2 separate regions of the Homo sapiens genome follow, and region 2 is linked to region 1. Evidence: read pairs that join two places in POLR2A ChIA-PET (ENCODE). Cell type or tissue: PC-9. All regions are shown on one strand. Each heading gives the region's core, and the rest is flanking DNA. Links, peaks and the distances in the headings are about the cores only.

Region 1 (8,674 bases), core at 514-8,513:
CAGGTGAGCTTGGGAAAGGAAGATATACCTTCTAACTGGGCCACAAAACTGAAGAAAGAACACAAGGACTTTTGGCCATCCTGATTAGCTTTGGTTCTTATGATTATATAGTCAGTCCCTCATCCGTTTGTGGTAACCATGCATCCCAGATTTTCTGGAACTTTCCAATTTCAAATATTTCCCTAAACCAGTAATATGTTCCAGGAAAGAGAAGACTATGTATCTCCATCCTCAGCTTTTCCATAGTTCTGTCCCATAGTGTATCCATGCACAAATCTGTGCCCTTTCTAGCAAAAGACAAATGAGGGATGTAAAAATTAGGGTCTTCAGGCCGGTCGTGGTGGCTCAGACCTGTAATCCCAGCACTTGGGAGGCCCAGGCGGGCAGATCACAAGGTCAGGAGATGGAGACCATCCTGGTTAACATGGTGAAACCCCGTCTCTGGTAAAAATACAAAAAAAAAAATTAGCCAGGAGTGGTGGTGGGCGCCTGTAGTCCCAGCTACTCGGGAGGCTGAGGCAGGAGAATGGCATGAACCTGGGAGGTGGAGCTTGCAGTGAGCCGAGATCGTGCCACTGCACTCCAGCCTGGGTGACAGAGCGAGACTCCGTCTCAAAAAATAAATAAATAATAAAAATAATAATACAAATACAAAAAATTAGCCGGGCCTGCTGGCGGGCGCCTGTAGTCCCAGCTACTCGGGAGGCTGAGGCAGGAGAATGGTGTGAACCCGGGAGGCGGATCTTGCAGTGAGCCAAGATCGTGCCACTGCACTCCAGCCTGGGCGACAGAGCGAGACTCCGTCTAAAAAAAAAAAAAATTAGGGTCTTCAGGGCCAGGCGTGGTGGCTCACACCTGTAATCCCAGCACTTTGGGAGGCCAAGGTGGGTGGATAACCTGAGGTCAGGAGTTCGACACCAGCCTGGCCAACATAGTGAAACCCCATCTCTACTAAAAATACAAAAATTAGCCAGGAGTGGTGGCGCACGCCTGTAGTCCCACCTACTCGGGAGGCTGAGGTAGGAGGATCGCTTGAACCCAGGAGGCAGAGGTTGCAGTGAGCTGAGATCATGCCACTGCACTCCAGCCTGGGTGACAGAGCAAGACTCCGTCTAAAAAAAAAAAAAAGTAGGGTGTTGTACTGGAAATGTGATGGGCAGAAGATAATATGGTTGAAGAATGGGCTAAGCTGGGGGCATAATCCCTACCCTCTTCTTCTCAATCACCAAGACTGAGATAGAAGAGATCAGGAGGAGCAGTGCTGGGGCAGTATGTCACCAGTAAGGCCACAAAATCCCCAGGGTTACTCTCTGTCTCCAGGAGTTACTCTGGTGTTCTCCTTCCTCCTCTAGGCTCCCAGAGCTCCCTGCAGCTGCACACATTCTTCCCCTTTCTTTGTCCCTTGGCTGCCATGAGCGAGCCCACTAGACATCATATGCATCTTCTCCAAGAATCTGGAAGCAACTAGAAAGTGCTCTGAAGGTAGCACTTGAGAAGAAGCTCCCACAGCCTTCCTCTACCCCAGTTCCCAGGATCCTGGAGAGATGATGGGTTAGGCAGGCCTGAGTGCCATCTAGAATTGGAATGGGATGGTTGGTGGGTGTTGTCTGGCAGGGCACATTAGATGTCTCTGTCTGTCTCCTCTGTTAATTGAGGTCCTTCTGCTATCCTGTGCCAATGTTCTTGGATTCCTAAGGTCTCCTTATCTGGCAAGAAAGGCCTTAGGGTCCTTTAGAGGGCCAGGTAGAGAGAGAGGGTGATCATCTACGGGTGTGTTAACTTCTTCTAAGACCTGGCCTCTGTGGTTCATGTGTCCCCATGAATGCCCATGGTGTGACTATGACATGTGGTGTGTGCCTGTGTCAGCCTCTGTGTGTCAGGGCAGGGGCTCCTGTGGTGTGCCTATGTGTTGGGAGGGGGTGATGGTGAGAGCCTGGCTCCCTCTCCTCCTCCCCCATCCCTTCTCCCATCTGGCCTTGATCAGCCGGTCCCTAGGGAGGGAGCCGCGGTTTCGGATACAGGAAAATGTTCCAGGAAGCGGCCACTGTGCTGGGCCCTGCTCTGGCTCCCCCAGCGGAAATTGTTCCAGGAGGGAGGGAGGAAGGGAGTGTTGAGATAGGATTAAGGGAGGAGTGGGTTGGTTCTTGGCTCCCCTTTCCACAGGATAAAGCTGGATAAGTTGATGGGAAGCTCAGGTCAGCCAGGAACCTGGATGCTGCCACTGAAATCACTGAATGCAGGAAAATGGGCCAGCAAAAGAGGGTCCCCTTGCCTATCTGCTTCTCTTTTTAATGAAGTTTCAGTATTGGGACGAGGGTGGCCCCTGAGGGTCCCTCTTCTGGCCCTGCTATCATGTACACAAGCTGGAGACCAGAGCACCTGGGTCTTGTCTGAAAGTGGTGTGGCTTGGTGGGGAGGTAGGGGGCATACGATTCAGCTCCCTTTTCTCCCAACTGAGGGGGCTTTGAAGCTTGGATCCAGGACTGGGAGGGCTGCCTAATTGGGATAATGGAGGTTAATGGGGCGCCTGGAGGGGGTTGCCACGCTCCTAGATCAAAGGGGCCAGCTCTTCCCAGCCACCACAGCTGGAGGTCACAGCTGGAGGGGGAGGGGGAGGGGCTTCGGGCCAGCCAGCAGGGGGTGCTCCGGCCCTGGAAAGCCCGTCCTCTGAGTCTCTGATTCTCTTCTTCGCTTGGAACGGCTTTTGCTTAGAGAGTGCATTGGGGAGCGGAGGATAAGAGAATGGGGGAGCTCTGAGATCCCTACTCCTCTCTGTGTGGGGTGATGGGGAAGAGAAAGGGCATGAGAGACTGGCAGGCTGGGGGCCAACGGGATGTTGGCACCGTCGGGACCTCGGGCACTGCAAGATCCGGAGGAAGAAGCTTGGATGCAGCCTCGAGAAAGCTACGGCGGAAGAGGCAGGACTCCGGTCCTGGGTTCGGGCGGCTGAGAAAGGACTGGGCCGGGCAGCGGGGGGCGCTGGCTGGGCGGAGGCGAAGGGGCATCCGGAGTTCCCCCGCCGCCGCCCCCTCCCCCGGGCTGGCGCTCCCTCTCGGGCTCTAATCGGCGCGGCGGCCGCAGCGGGCAGAGTCAGCGCCGCCAGTCTCCGGGACGCGACTCCCAGCAATTGTGGTCGGGACCGCAGATATGCAGCTGCCTCCTGCCCGGGCGCCTGGCCCGGCCGGCCCCGCCCGCGCCCCGCCCCCTGCCGCCCGCCCCTCGGCCGCGCCGGGACACTGAGGCACGGGATGGAGGCGAGATCCCCGGCGGCCCTGAGCCTGGCCTAGGCCGCAAGAGACCTCCCAGCAGCCCCGGAGCTCACGACCTGTCCTGTCCTTCTGAGGGTGCCTATCTCCCCCACAGCTGTGGCTGGGGGCTAAGACCCCCCAAATCCTGCCTCAGCTTCAACCGTCCTTCTTGCCTCACACGTCCACGCGAGGTGGGGGTGGATGGGGGCATTGAACAGCGCTTTGAAATCCAGAGGGGGGCGTCCCATTGAGGCTATGTGGGGAGGAGGTGTTAATGTTGGTAGCTGAGTCCCAAGGACCTTCATTAACTGAGGCGGTGGAAAGTGGGCCTAGGTAGGCTTATAACTTACAGCGGGTTCCTATGTAGGGGAGGTGATGGAAGGTGGGGAGAGGGAGAAATGGGTGAAAAGGGGGAAAGGAAATAGTTCAGGAGGGATTGGGGCAGAGGGCAGAGGCGGGGGTTCTTCTGGGAGACTGAGGGCCAGGTCCTCAGATACTGCCCTGGCCCTTCACTGTTGGCCGGATCCAGCAACTGTCAAGAGCCATTCTCAGAACTGAATAGATACCTCTAAAATGCCTGCATATCCTGTGTGCAAGTGCACACATCAACACACAGATCAAGGGAAGTCATGTGTGACTACTCACCCCTCACATCTGATTGGACACCAAATCCTCTCCACCTCACATCCTCAATATCACCCCTTCATTGACTTATTTTTTTATTTTTTTTTTTCTTGAGACAGAGTCTGGCTCTGTCGCCCAGGCTGCAGAGCAGTGGCACAATCTCAGCTCACTGCAACCTCCGCCTCCCAGGCTCAAGAGATTCTCATGTCTCAGCCTCCCAAGTAGCTGGGATTACAGGCATGTGCCAAAAATTGGCACAGCCAATTTTTGTATTTTTAGTAGAGAAGGGGTTTCACCATGTTGGCCAGGCTGGTCTCAAACTCCTGGGCTCAAGTGATCTGCCCGCCTTGGCCTTTCAAAGTGCTGGTATGTGCCACCGTGCTGGCCCCCTCCACTGACTTCTGCTCATCCTCTCTGCTACTGCAGGCCACACCTTCCCACATCTTGCTTGGACTGCTGCAACAGATTGTTTCCTTGCCTCCGATTTTGCCCTTCTCCCAACTGTGACAATACTGCTAGGCACCATTTATGGAGCAACTACTAAGTGCCAGACACTGTGCTAAGAACTCAACACTTTTTATTGCTAATCCTTGTAACAACCCTGGGAGGTTACCATATTAAGTTGCCCCTTTCAACAGGAGAGGAATCTTAGGCCTCAAAGGTTAAATAGCTCACCCAAGCTTGCACCATTGTAAATGCCTGATTTACCCAGAACCGCCTGGCTCTAAGCCCTTATTTCATTCTCCTCTCTGAAGTCAGTCATTTCTCTAATATACGAGTATTCTCATATATTGCCTTTGGATCAAGTCTAGGCCCCTTGCATAGCTGATTAGAACTTCTCCATCAGCCTCCACTCTGTGTTGCACTCACACTCAATTTTCAGCATCTCAAAAGTTGTTAATCCCTCATACCTCTGAGCCTTTGCATATACTCTTCCCCCTTCCTACAACACTCTTCCTTTTTTTTTTCTTTTAGACAAGGTCTCATTCTGTCACCCAGACTATGTTTTTTTTTTTTTGTATTTTTTGTAGAGATGGGGTTTCGTCATGTTGCCCAGGCTGGTCTCAAACTCCTAGACTCAAGTGATCCACCCACCTCAGCCTCCCAAAGTGCTGGGATTACAGGCATGAGCCACTGCACTGGCACCACTCTTCCTTTTTTTACTTGATAACTCTTATTTGTCCTTCAGTTTCTTTACTTAGTCATGCTGTCTTCCAGGAAGCCTTCCTTAATTCCCCCCCAACACTGGCTTAGATTTACTCTTTTGTCTCCTATAACATCCAGTACTTATTTTTTATTTTATTTTATTTTTATTATTTATTATTTATTTATTTATTTATTTTTTGAGACGGAGTCTCTCTGTGTCACCTAGGCTGGGATGCAGTGGCACAATCTTGGCTCACTGCAACCCCCGCCTCCCAGGTTCAAGCAATTCTCTGCCTCAGCCTCCCAAGTAGCTGGGATTACAGGCATCTGCCACCACATCTGGCTAATTTTTTTGTATTTTTAGTAGAGATGGGGTTTCACCATCTTGGCCAGGCTAGTCTCGAACTCCTGACCTTATGATCTACCCACCTTGGCCTCCTACAGTGTTGGAATTACAGGCGTGAGCCACCACGCCTGGCCCTCCAGTACTTATTCTATCGAGATACTTCCTACTCTTTTGTATTAGTTGCTGGTTAGTTTGTGAGGTGAAGGGATGAGTCTGTCTTGCTTGTTATTGCATGCCTAAGTCTAGCCCAGTGTGCTTAGCACAAAGTAGGTGCTTTCTGAACATTTGTTGAATGAAAGAATGTTCTTTAAGTTCATTCCACATTTCAAAAATCTGGGCTCCGAGGAAGAATGCAGCAGGCCAGAGAAAGCGGGGAGACGTGTGTATTTAGGAATTTTTTTTTTTTTAAATGGAGTCTCGCTTGTCTTCCAGGCTGGAGTGCAGTGGCACAATCTCGGCTCACTGCAATCTCTGCCTTCTGGGTTCAAGTGATTCTCCTACCTCAGCCTCCAGAGTAGCTGGGATTACAGGCACGCGCCACCACACCCAGCTAATTTTTGTATTTTTAGTAGAGACAGGGTTTGTTTGTTTGTTTTTTGTTTTTTTTTTTGAGACGGAGTCTCGCTCTGTCGCCCAGGCTGGGGTGCAGTGGCGCGATCTCGGCTCACTGCAAGCTCCACCTCCCGGTCACGCCATTCTTCTGCCTCAGCCTACCAAGTAGCTGGGACTACAGGCGCCCGCCACCACGCCCGGCTAATTTTTTGTATTTTTAGTAGAGACAGGGTTTCACCATGTTAGCCAGGATGGTCTCGATCTCCTGACCTCGTGATCCGCCCTCCTCAGCCTCTCAAAGTGCTGGGATTACAGGCATGAGCCACCTCGGCCAGCCTGAGACAGGGTTTTGCCATGTTGGCCACGCTAGTCTCAAACTTCTGACCTCAGGTGATCCACCCACCTCGGCCTCCCAAAGTGCTGGGATTACAGGTGTGAGCCACCTCACCAGGCCTGTATTTAGGATTTTGAAGGACCATTCCCTTGAGTTGCTCAGCCTCACTCCTAGGGATGATGTGATCAGAACTCCATCACCCCAACTTCTTCTTATGAAAGACACTAGTATATTTCATGGATCAGATTCTAGGGTATCGTTTTTACAAAGGGTCATTTTCTAGAGATGACCAGGTTCTTACTTAATTCAATGTTGTCCCATTTTAGACACGGGCATCCAGGACAGGTCCCCTTGTTTCAGAATCAGACCCCAGTCTTCCTCTTCCTTTCATTTTTCACTTTGTCCCCTGCCATCCAGATTCCTTCCTGCTCCTTCCATGGCACTTCTGTTTCTGATTCTGATCTGCCTCTCCTAAAGCTGCTGAATTATATCAGGGCTCAATGTCAATGAAGGAACCCAAGGCTCAGGGAAGAGGGGAGCCAGAGTCAGTCCCAGAGGTCCTGCCTTGCAGCCCTGGTGCTGGAAGAGGGGATGGGGAGACCTAGCAGAGAGGGAGGGAAGTTGTAGTCTGTCTGTACCTGTAAATTTGTGTACATATTTGTTGGGGTGAGGAACTCCTTTTCCAAGCTGTCCTATACAAAGGTTGCCAGCCTCTTAAAAGCTTCCTTTCTACCCTGTGTCCTCAGCTTTGCCTCCTAAAATTGGATCCTCTTCCCCAAGTACCCTGAGCCTAGTGTCAGAAATGCTGGGTCAAGGCACTCGGCAGTCTCTAAATCCTGAGGCCATGAATGGATGTTCCTTCAACCCAAGGAGCAAGCTTTCCTGGTCATCAGCCCCATTGCTCTTAGAGGACCCAACAGACTAGTAGCTGATCCTCAGGGTCTCTCATCTGTATGCCCACCATTTGTTGTTTCCTCTTTGTCTCTCCTGTGTCTTTCTGTTTCCCTGTCTCTGCGTGCCTTCTTCTTTCCTGTCCCCTCTATGTTCTCTGTCGCTGGAGTATCCACTGGAGACAAGGGCTGGGCTGGGTGCATGGGCGGGTAGTGGCCAGACCAGGGGCCCGGGACATGAGCGCAACTTTCCAAGCTTCTCTTCCAGGCCCCTGTGGTTGGGGAGCTCCACAGAGGGAGAGATGAGTCAGCGGGGCCGCAGAGCAGCGGGGGCCTGGGTGGGGGTAGGGATGCTGGGGTTCCCCAGGACCAGGGAGTTCGCTGGGGCCATCTGGGTCTCTGAACTCTGGTGTGTGTGTGGAGTATTGGATCAAAAGTACCTAAAGGTACACTGGAACTTCTTATACTAGTAGGAGTTGGAGGCAGCAATTTGCAGGACTGGCAGTGGCCTCCATATCACCCTTATCTCCAGATCCTTATAGGGAGAGGGGTTCCCAAATGCCCTTTAGGAGACCACAGAGATCTCCAGGGCTGTAAAGTTGTAATGGTAGCCCTGGGTATATGTATGTGACATTTGCCACATGTGTAGATACGTGTGTTGATGGGAGTCTGTGAGTCCATGTGGGGAGTATTCTAGGTGGCTGTGAGTCTGTATGCATGTATATATATACTGGTGTGTGCATTTTTATGATTGGGGGTTAGGGTGTCTTGGGGTAAGCATTATCTGTATATGTATATATCAGTGTGTGTCAATATGGATGCCTGCATAGTACAAATGTGTATGAATTATGTGTCACCTTGTGTGTGTGCAAGTATGCAGATCTGAATGTGTCTGTCATCAGGTATGTATTAGGGCATGTGTCAGTCTCTATTTCAGGGGCTCTGCTCACTATTCTCTGGTGATTCTCCCTAGGGTAGTCAAACCTTCTATAACAGCAACAATGAAGAGTTGGGAGTCCCTTTGGATGAGGCTCTTAGAGACAGCCCAGCCTAGAAAGGTGGTAGAGGGTGATGGTGTGGACGATGGAAGTAGCATCCCTTGGGAATAGGGGGTACAGGTCTCCCACTCTCCCCAGTTTTTTTTTTCTTTCTTTTTTTTTTTTTTTGAGATGGAGTTTTGTTCTTGTTGCCCAGGCTGGAGTGCAATGGCATGATCTCAGCTCACTGCAATCTCCACCTCCTGGGTTCAAGTGATTCTACTGCCTCAGCCTCCCAAGTAGCTGGGATTACAGGCACCCGTCACCACGCTCAGCTGATTTTTGTATTTTTAGTAGAGACGGGGTTTCACCATGTTGGCCAGGCTGTCTCAAACTCCTGACCTCAGGTGATCCACCCACCTTGGCCTCCCAAAGCGCTGGGATTACCGGCGTGAGCCACTGCACCCGGCCCCACTCTCCCCAGTTTTCATTCTGTTTTCACCCCACTGATCTTTCCAAAAAGATCCAAAATCATTTGGAGAACTGAGGCAGGTGCC
Region 2 (8,674 bases), core at 467-8,466, 260 kb before region 1:
TTTTATAACTTAAAGATAGTTTATTATAAGGCAGTACCTTAATTTATATTTATCCATTCTTGTTTAAATTCCTGTTCTTTTTTGGTCATAAAGATGACTGTGGTTAAACGCTCAATGCAAAAATGGTCCACATGTCTGGTTTTATCCTTAGAATAGAGAGACTGAAAGAAGAATGAAATGTTCAAAGGATATAAAACATTTTAAGACATTTAATATAAATATTGCCAAATTGACTTCCAGAAAGATCGTCTAAATATGTACTCCCAAAAGTACTATATAAAAGTGCCAGGCCATCAGAGAAATGCAAATCAAAACCACAATGAGGTACCATCTCACACCAGTTAGAATGGCAATCATTAAAAAGTTAGGAAACAACAGGTGCTGGAAAGGATGTGGAGAAATAGGAACACTTTTACACTGTTGGTGGGACTGTAAACTAGTTCAACCATTGTGGAAGTCAGTGTGGCCATTCCTCAGGGATCTAGAACTAGAAATACCATTTGACCCAGCCATCCCATTACTGGATATATACCCAAAGGATTATAAATCATGCTGCTATAAAGACACATGCACACGTATGTTTATAGCGGCACTATTCACAATAGCAAAGACTTGGAACCAACCTAAATGTCCATCAACGATAGACTGGATTAAGAAAATTTGGCACATATACACCATGGAATACTATGCAGCCATAAAAATGATGAGTTCATGTCCTTTGTAGGGACATGGATGAAACTGGAAACCATCATTCTCAGCAAACTATCGCAAAGACAAAAAACCAAACACCGCATGTTCTCACTTATAGGTGGGAATTGAACAATGAGAACACATGGACACAGGAAGGGGAACATCACACACTGGGGACTGTTGTGGGGTGGGGGGAGGGGGGAGGGATAGCATTAGGAGATATACCTAATGTAAATGACAAGTTAATGGGTGCAGCACACCAACATGGCACATGTATACATATGTAACAAACCTGCACGTTGTGCACATGTACCCTAAAACTTAAAGTATAATAATATTAAAATTTAAAAAAAAACGTGCCAGGCCAGGCACAGTGGCTCATGTCTGTAATCCCAGCACTTTGGGAGACCAAGGCGGGTGGATCACCTAAGGTCTGGAGTTGGAGACCAGCCTGACCAACATGGAGAAACCCCATCTCTACTAAAAATACAAAATTAGCCAGGCGTGGTGGCACATGCCTGTAATCTCAGCTACTTGGGAGGCTGAGGTAGGAGAATCGCTTGAATCCGGGAGGCAGAGGTTGTGGTGAGCCGAGATCATGCCATTGCACTCACTCTAACCTGGGCAACAAAAGCGAAACTCCGTCTCAAAAAAAAAAAGTGCCCTTTCTGCTGCATACTCTATTGGCATTCTCTTGTACTTGAATATATATATATATATCTTAATAGCTCAGGTGAGGTTTTGTTTTTAAGGTTTGATTAGGGGTTAACTTGACAAACTACTCCCTTCTTTCCATTTTTAGCAGTGTAACCAAAAACTACAGAGCTTCATGTTATTTGGGTGACAAAAGCATAGACTTGGTTGGCTGTGGTCATATAAAGTGCCTTAGGCATAACATAGTCATAAATATGGATTTAAAATATGTGTAGCCTTAAATACATAAATACCTGCATAGCAAATATTTTGTGGATCCAGCAGCTTTCTGCAGAAACCTGAAGTTAAGTGCAAACTTAATATAGACTTTAAATATTTATTAAATATTAAATCAGTGAATATTTATTGAATATCTACTGTGTTGTGAGAAGAAAGGCTTCCTGAAGTTTTAATCTAGATCTCTATATTCTACCCCATACCTCTTTTGATTACAGATAATGCAGCCATCCCCTTTCTAGTCAGAAAACTGAAATAACCCTCACCCAGTCACTAACACATCACAATTTCATTTTCCTTTAATAGCAGTTATCTGCTGTTAATCTAAAATTATTTAGCTTACTTGCTTATTACTTGTTTCTTCCTTTTAGAATGTAAATAAGCTCTATGAGGGCAGAAATCATATCTGTCTCATTTACTCTTGAATTACTTGGGCCTAGGGCATATGGCACTGTGCTTAGGCACTGAGTAAATTATTTGGTGAATTAATGAATTTTAAAACTCACTAAATGTGTATAATCCAAAAAGCAAATTACGGTTATTAATTTCAAACTTCTTCCTTCTTAAATCTTTTTTTTTTTTTTTTTTTTGAGACAGAATTTCACTCTTGTTGCCCAGGCTGGAGTGCAATGGCGCAATCTCAGCTCACTGCAAACTCTGCCTCCTGGGTTCAAGCAATTCTCCTGCCTCAGCCTCCCAAGTAGCTGGGATTACAGGCATGCGCCACCATGCCTGGCTAATGTTTGTATTTTTAGTAGAGACAGGGTTTCACCATGTTGGTCAGGCTGGTCTCAAACTCCTGACCTCGGGTGATCTGCCTGCCTCCGCCTCCCAAAGTGCTGGGATTACAGGCATGAACCACCGTGCCTGGCTCCTTATTAAATCTTTTACTAAGACTGTTAACTCCTCTTTTTTATAATCTGGAGTTGCTAGCAAAATAATTTGATAAATGACCATATACATAGCGTCTAAATGATATGTATACTGATCAACCTCTGACTAATTGAACTTGTAAATTAAGCCATCATTCTTAATGATGATGATTTCTTTCATGACAGATGAGTAAAATATTATTTTTGTGTAAAGGCCTATTGTCTTTTTGTTTTTATATCCACTTTGCCTAGCACTTGGTAGTTCCTTATTAGTGGTTTCTGAATGAATTAATGAATGAATGAATGATAGCTAATCTTAACATCTTCTAGATTTTTATGACTCTTTGATACTTACAGTGCATTATCCTTCTAATTTTTTTGTACCTAGCAGTATCTGCTTTTTGTCATTAGGAACCTGATAACAGGCCCCTGGATGTGTTTGTATGTGGCTTTTATTCCTTGCTTAGAGTTGGGCCATCTTATTAACATCAGTTGGTTACTAGAGAAAAGATCACATCACACCATATCTGCATTCTTTTTTCTTATTAAATTATATTGTAATGGTAATATCACACGAGGTTTAGAGAATTTACTTTGTAGTCCTCAGTGACAGACTCCATGCTTAGTCTATTAAAATATATAGATATAGACATATATCTAGATATACATAAATAATCTGTTTTCTTACACAGTGACCATTTTAGGATCTACCTCTGAGATTTTATGAAATTATCTCAGTTATTAAAAATCATTCTCTAAATCTTGGGTTTTCTTCAGTTCTCTCCCAGCATTTACGTAACTTTCTCTTTTGAGTAAGTATTAAGTTTTTTTAATCATTTAAAAAATTCTGGTGACTGAGTACCTGAGCCTTTTCTGCAGATGTTGGCCTCTAGGACAGCTTTTTTATGCATCTTTGTCTTCCCTGTTCTAAGATGTTTGCTGAAAGCATCCCACTTCTCCTTGTCAGTGCTTCTTAATGTGTGTATCCCTCTTCTGTCATTTATTGTTTAGTTCTATAAAATGCTTATGTTTCATCCTGAAGAATAGGTTGGGAAGGAGATGACACACTGAGTGCCATGCCCAGACACATGATCTGCTTGTCAAGCAGTATGGTTATAAATGAGCTGTGAGTTAAATTCTAGTGAGTGGCAGCATTGTTTTTCAAGATTTCCCTTTATGTCTCAGTCTGTTTACACTACAGAAATGTGTTGCTTTTTGTTTTTGAGATGGCATCAGTGAGACCTCACTGATAATTAAAGATTTGTTTTAAGTGTTAGATAGAAATCAGCAAAATGACATTCTTTATATGTAGCAATTGATGCAGCAGACCAGGAGTGAAGGAGAAATTTTTTTAAAAAAGGTGTTAGCTGTGTTTTTTTTTTTAATGGGGAGACAGATCATTCTTATTTTTGTTAAATACTTAAATTTTAAAAATCACTTTAGAGTGAAAAAAATTTTAAACAAGAATAATGGAAACGACAAGAGGCAAGAGATTGAGGGAAAGATTTAAGAATAATTGTGGGTGTTTAAGAAGAGAGGCTTCTTCCTCTCATTGTGATCTCCCTTTGGTGAAAATGGTAAAACAAAGGCCAGCAAATTTAGAAGGAAGCAGGAAATCCTAGTTAGTGGCTGTCAGTTGAATATTTAAGAGCAATGAAAATACTTACTTCTGTTAGATTTTAATGCTTTTTCCCCCCAAATTTTTTTGTTTTTGTTTTTTTTTCTTTCAGAAAGTCATGATTTTTCATCTCTATTTTCTAGTAAGTGTGCCACTAAATAAAATTTGGAAGCCATATAGTGTGATGTGATTGTGCAAAGGCAAGTTACATTTTGAATTTTGTGGTTTGAGGGAAGCCATTCCAGAATTTATTTCACCACTTCCTATGCCAATACTGTCCCACTTCTCAGCAAGAACTCTTTCCCTCCTCTAAATAGGTAGAAAAATGAGAAAATTTAGCATCAAATAACAGAATCAAGATAAAAGTAAGGAATCCTGCCTGATCCTTGTGTTGTGTCTACTCTAGCCCTTGTAGTTTACTTCCTGGTTGAAAATATATTAGAGGACCTCGTTGAAATAAAATTCTCATTTTGTGATTATATTAGGAAAGCAGATTCTGGGACATGTAGTGAAATTTTCTCTAGCACAGGAGTTAGGAATTTTTGCAGAGATGAATTGCTTTCCAGACATGCTCTAAGTTTTCAGCCTTAATGGTCCTGGTCATTGCATTTATTTACTTTTGTTTACTTGTATTTATTTTTTGTAGCATGTTGTAGTTCCCGAAAGTGCTAAAAAAATCATGTATTTAAAACAAACCAACCAACCAGAAAACCCCCCTCATCCTGGGGCTGTGTGAAGAAGAATGAAGCTCTCATTTCCCAGTACCCAATCATCAGCTTGAGCTGGCCTCTCCTAGGAACAGAATTTATTGAAGCAATTTATCCTGGCTAAATGTGATATAAATCCATGTACATGTATGTACGTATAGGCTCTGTTCCATTACAGTAGTGCTGTAGCATCATTTTCCTTCCTAGTTAGACCATGTTTCTATCACACTGAAAGATGACCAAGAAACCCCTTCTATTTTATGGGGCACCCCACAATTTTAAACACCGATTAGTTGTGGAATTACTGATTAGACAACGAGAAATACTGGTTTCTAACCCCACAGTGAGTCCTAAGAGAGTAGGAGAGATGTTACCTAGCTACCCTCTGAGTTTTAAGCATGGTTTTCCGATTACCAGATTCAGTCTAGCACGTTAACATTTTATTTCAACGCGAGCCTGACAGATTGTCCTGACATTTCAGTTTATTTCCAAGATAAAAATTTGAAATTTGGTTACAGTTCTGAAGTCACTTGCAGGCATATTCAAATTGTAGTTCCTCTCTCATCTTCCCTCGTTCGTATTCTTTTGTATACCTTTCTCTTTCATGGAAGGATGTTTGAAAATATCCTTTAGGAGTTTATAAGACTATTTTACCCCCCACTCCATTTTTCTCTTCCACCTTCCAAAATACAGTTTATCTTTTAGGAATTGTTTTTTACTATGATTTGCATTTCTAATCTTTATCCATCTCCACTTCTATTTTTATTCCTAGTTGGAATATGAGAAATTTCTCCCACACATTCAGATTGGAATTATTGTTCTTCAACAAAGAATTTCAATAAACACTTTGAGAGTTTAGCTTCAATAATTTATAAAACGGTATAAACCCTGTTAAAGTCTTCAGAGAAATAGAAGGGATAGATGGTGATGCCTTTTAGTGCCATTTCTTTCATCCCCTGCAGCAGCACACATCTGTTGGCTGCAACAGAGCAGCCCAAGAACACTGGCCGAAAGCAGCACAAACAGCCGGAACATGTTCACCCAGTAAACCCCCAAAGAGTCGACATTTGTTTTATTGCTGCTTTTAAAAACCTAGCCGTAAATAGAATCAGAAGGGGGAAGGGCATCGATACTTCTCCATTTGCCACAGACGATTGGTGGGGGGAGGAGGAGGCTCCCGGTTTTTATTTTTATTTTTTTATTAATGAAAGCCATTTCCCATGTAGCCCAATAGGATGGGTGCTTTGTTTTCTTTGGCAATAATATGGGATAAACAGCCCTTGCCAACAGTCTCGTAGTTTATACACCAGGGAGCCAGATTATGGCCCTGTAAAATGGAGCACCCCTCCTATAATCCCTTAATTAATTAAATGACAAATTTTGGTCTTCTCTCGTTCAGAAATATGGCTTCCGCATCGAGCGTTCAGTGAATTTATTGACATAAGGAACTGCACTAGTTGTAATTCAACAGACTGGAGAAGTGTGTTATATACTGTAGTAGAAAGAGGGAAAATCTAGCAAAGGTTTGAAATTCCTTGACTATTTAGATCTCATTCTTTCTAATTAAAAGTTTCAGTTGAGACACAGTAGATCATATGCCACCTGTCTAATGGGTCTCCCCAAAGTAGCCTGTGTTTACAACTTTGATAGATGGCATTCGTGGAACACCTGTTTCTAGGGTTGATATTTTTGAAGCACTTTTTTTTTTTTTTTGCTCCAGCATATTTAACATAACTTTTTCCCTCACCTCCCCCTCCTCAGCTCCTCTCTGCTATATGAAATATGGGAGACGACAGACCGTTTGTGTGCAATGCCCCGGGCTGTGGACAGGTACGTTTACAATATACTTTATTGTGAATGTCTCGTTGTGAATCAAAGTGGCTGTTTTATCACTAAGGCAAAGAGTTTAAAGCCAGTATTTTACGTGATCACTGGAGGTAATCAGATCAGAGGATTTGCAGTGTGTAAATCCAAGTTATGAGGAAGTGTAGGCACTCTACCGTAATGAAATCTGCCTTGCTGTCTTCCATATTGTTATTCTACTGGTGTTTGTTTCCCACCACACAGTATGGAAAAATACATGTTGCTGTCTCCTCCTTTCTAAAGCTGTCCATCTAAATACAAAGCAAGTTTAGAAATGTTTTCTCTTCATGCCGGGCGCGGTGGCTCACGCCTGTGATCCCAGCACTTTGGGAGGCCGAGATGGGCAGATCACCTGAGGTCAGGAGTTGGAGACCAGCCTGGCCAAAACCCCATCTCTACTAAAAATACAAAATTAGCTGGGTGTGGTGGCACATGCCTGTAATCCCAGCTACTCAGGAGGCTGAGGCAGGAGAATGGCTTGAGCCCAAGAGGTGGAGGTTCCAGTGAGCCGAAATTGTGCGACTGCACTCCAGCCTGGGTGACAAGAGCGAAACTCCGTCTCAAAAAAAAAAAAAGAAAGAAAGAAATGTTTTCTCTTCAACCTGCATGGATATAAAAGTCTGCTTAACATATTTGGAGAGGCAGCTGATAATGTACCCACTCATTGTGAACCTCAATTTGCCAGAATCTATTTGGATTTTTTAAATAAGGAAAAAAAAATTTCTTTTGACTGTTGATCCAGAAAATCATTGTTAGCAGCTACAGCAGATACCTATCTAGGAAAGACGAATCCAATAGAGAACTTGAGATCTCACAGCATTATATAAACATTTTCTCTGTCTAATGCCATAAATGCATTGTTCTGTATGTCAGCTGTCACGTAATTATATTCATATGTGTATATTGTATGTCATTTTTCATCATATGCTTTTTTAATAAAGTAATTTTGTTGAAATCGCCTTTTTTTTTCATTTTGCATCTTCTTAACTCTTCTTCCTAGACCTTCCTCTATTGCCATGTTCCACAAAGGATGAAGAAAGGAATACGAAGGAAGTTTTATTTGCCTTCATTAATTTGTTTTATAGAACTCAAAGGGTTGAGTTTCTGTTCACTTAGGAATATGTCATGTGACTGTCCACTGACACTTACTGGTGGTGTGTGAGATTACACACTAGTTATATTAAACATTGTAAATATCTGGACAAAAAGAAGAGTTAAATTTCAGAGATTCCTATGAATTTGAGAGGTAGATAAAATGGGGGTGGTGACAAGGAATGAACAGAAGGAAGATTCCAAATTCCAGTAAATGCTAAAATTTTGACAAAAGACCAAAAAAGGCATCATATTCTGCAGTATTTGCCATCCTAGGGTGTATTTCCTTTCATGTCAAAGTTTTCAACTTTATTATTTACTACATGTTTCCCCATGTGATTTCATATATATATATAGAATATATATATATCTCCATTTATATATGGATGTATATAAATATTTGCAGTAAAAGCCAGTTGGGAAAATAGAATACATTTGTTTCACTTTTCAGACAGCTTTATTGAAATACATTTCTAAAAATGATCTCTCCTAGCCTGGTATGGCTCATGCCTGTAATCCCAGCACTTTCAGAGTCCAAGGCAGGGTGATTGCTTGAGCTCAGGAGTTTGAGACCAGCCTGGACAATATAGTGAGACCCTGTCTTTACAAAAAAAAAAAATTTAAAAATTAGCCAGGCATGGTGGCACACGCCTGTAGTCCCAGCTACTTGGGAGGCTGATGCAGGAGGATCACTTGAGAGTCCAGGAGTTCAAGGCTACAGTGGGCCATGATCATGCCACTGCACTCTAGCCTGGGCAACAGAGCGAGACACTGTCTCAAAATAAATAAATTTAAAAATGATCTCTCCAAATTTTTACATGGAATTAGATAATACTATTTACTATGATGCTTATGACCGATACCTTGTACCTTTTTCACTTCTTGCTTTTAGTTGAAAAATA

Evidence for each region. Peaks named below come from ENCODE experiments on the same cell type or tissue, not always from the same donor. Only the 100,000 strongest peaks of a DNase experiment are listed, where the experiment ranks them.
Region 2: POLR2A ChIA-PET joins it to region 1 with 10 read pairs; 2 of 35 experiments call an interaction of 5 or more read pairs at or near these places.

The regions. Positions count from the first base shown.
Region 1 is chr12:53,339,358-53,348,031 of GRCh38, reverse strand. It overlaps a transcript of SP7 not described here. Among named protein-coding and RNA genes, the nearest start is that of SP7, 7.3 kb to the right of the region's middle. RefSeq lists silencers at 2,551-2,610, 3,001-3,170. In PC-9, for the core only: a CTCF peak has its summit at 2,633 (motif pointing right); no DNase peak of the experiment used is centred there; H3K4me3 peaks cover 1,090 bases; H3K27me3 peaks cover 2,601 bases.
Region 2 is chr12:53,598,926-53,607,599 of GRCh38, reverse strand. ATF7-NPFF (ATF7-NPFF readthrough) reads left to right here. Exons shown (of 15, transcript NR_159377.1): 2 at 6,579-6,647. It overlaps ATF7 (activating transcription factor 7), which reads left to right. Exons shown (of 12, transcript NM_006856.3): 2 at 6,579-6,647. The coding sequence starts at 6,600. Among named protein-coding and RNA genes, the nearest start is that of ATF7, 23 kb to the left of the region's middle. RefSeq lists a silencer at 3,508-3,708. In PC-9, for the core only: no CTCF peak of the experiment used is centred there; no DNase peak of the experiment used is centred there; H3K27ac peaks cover 596 bases.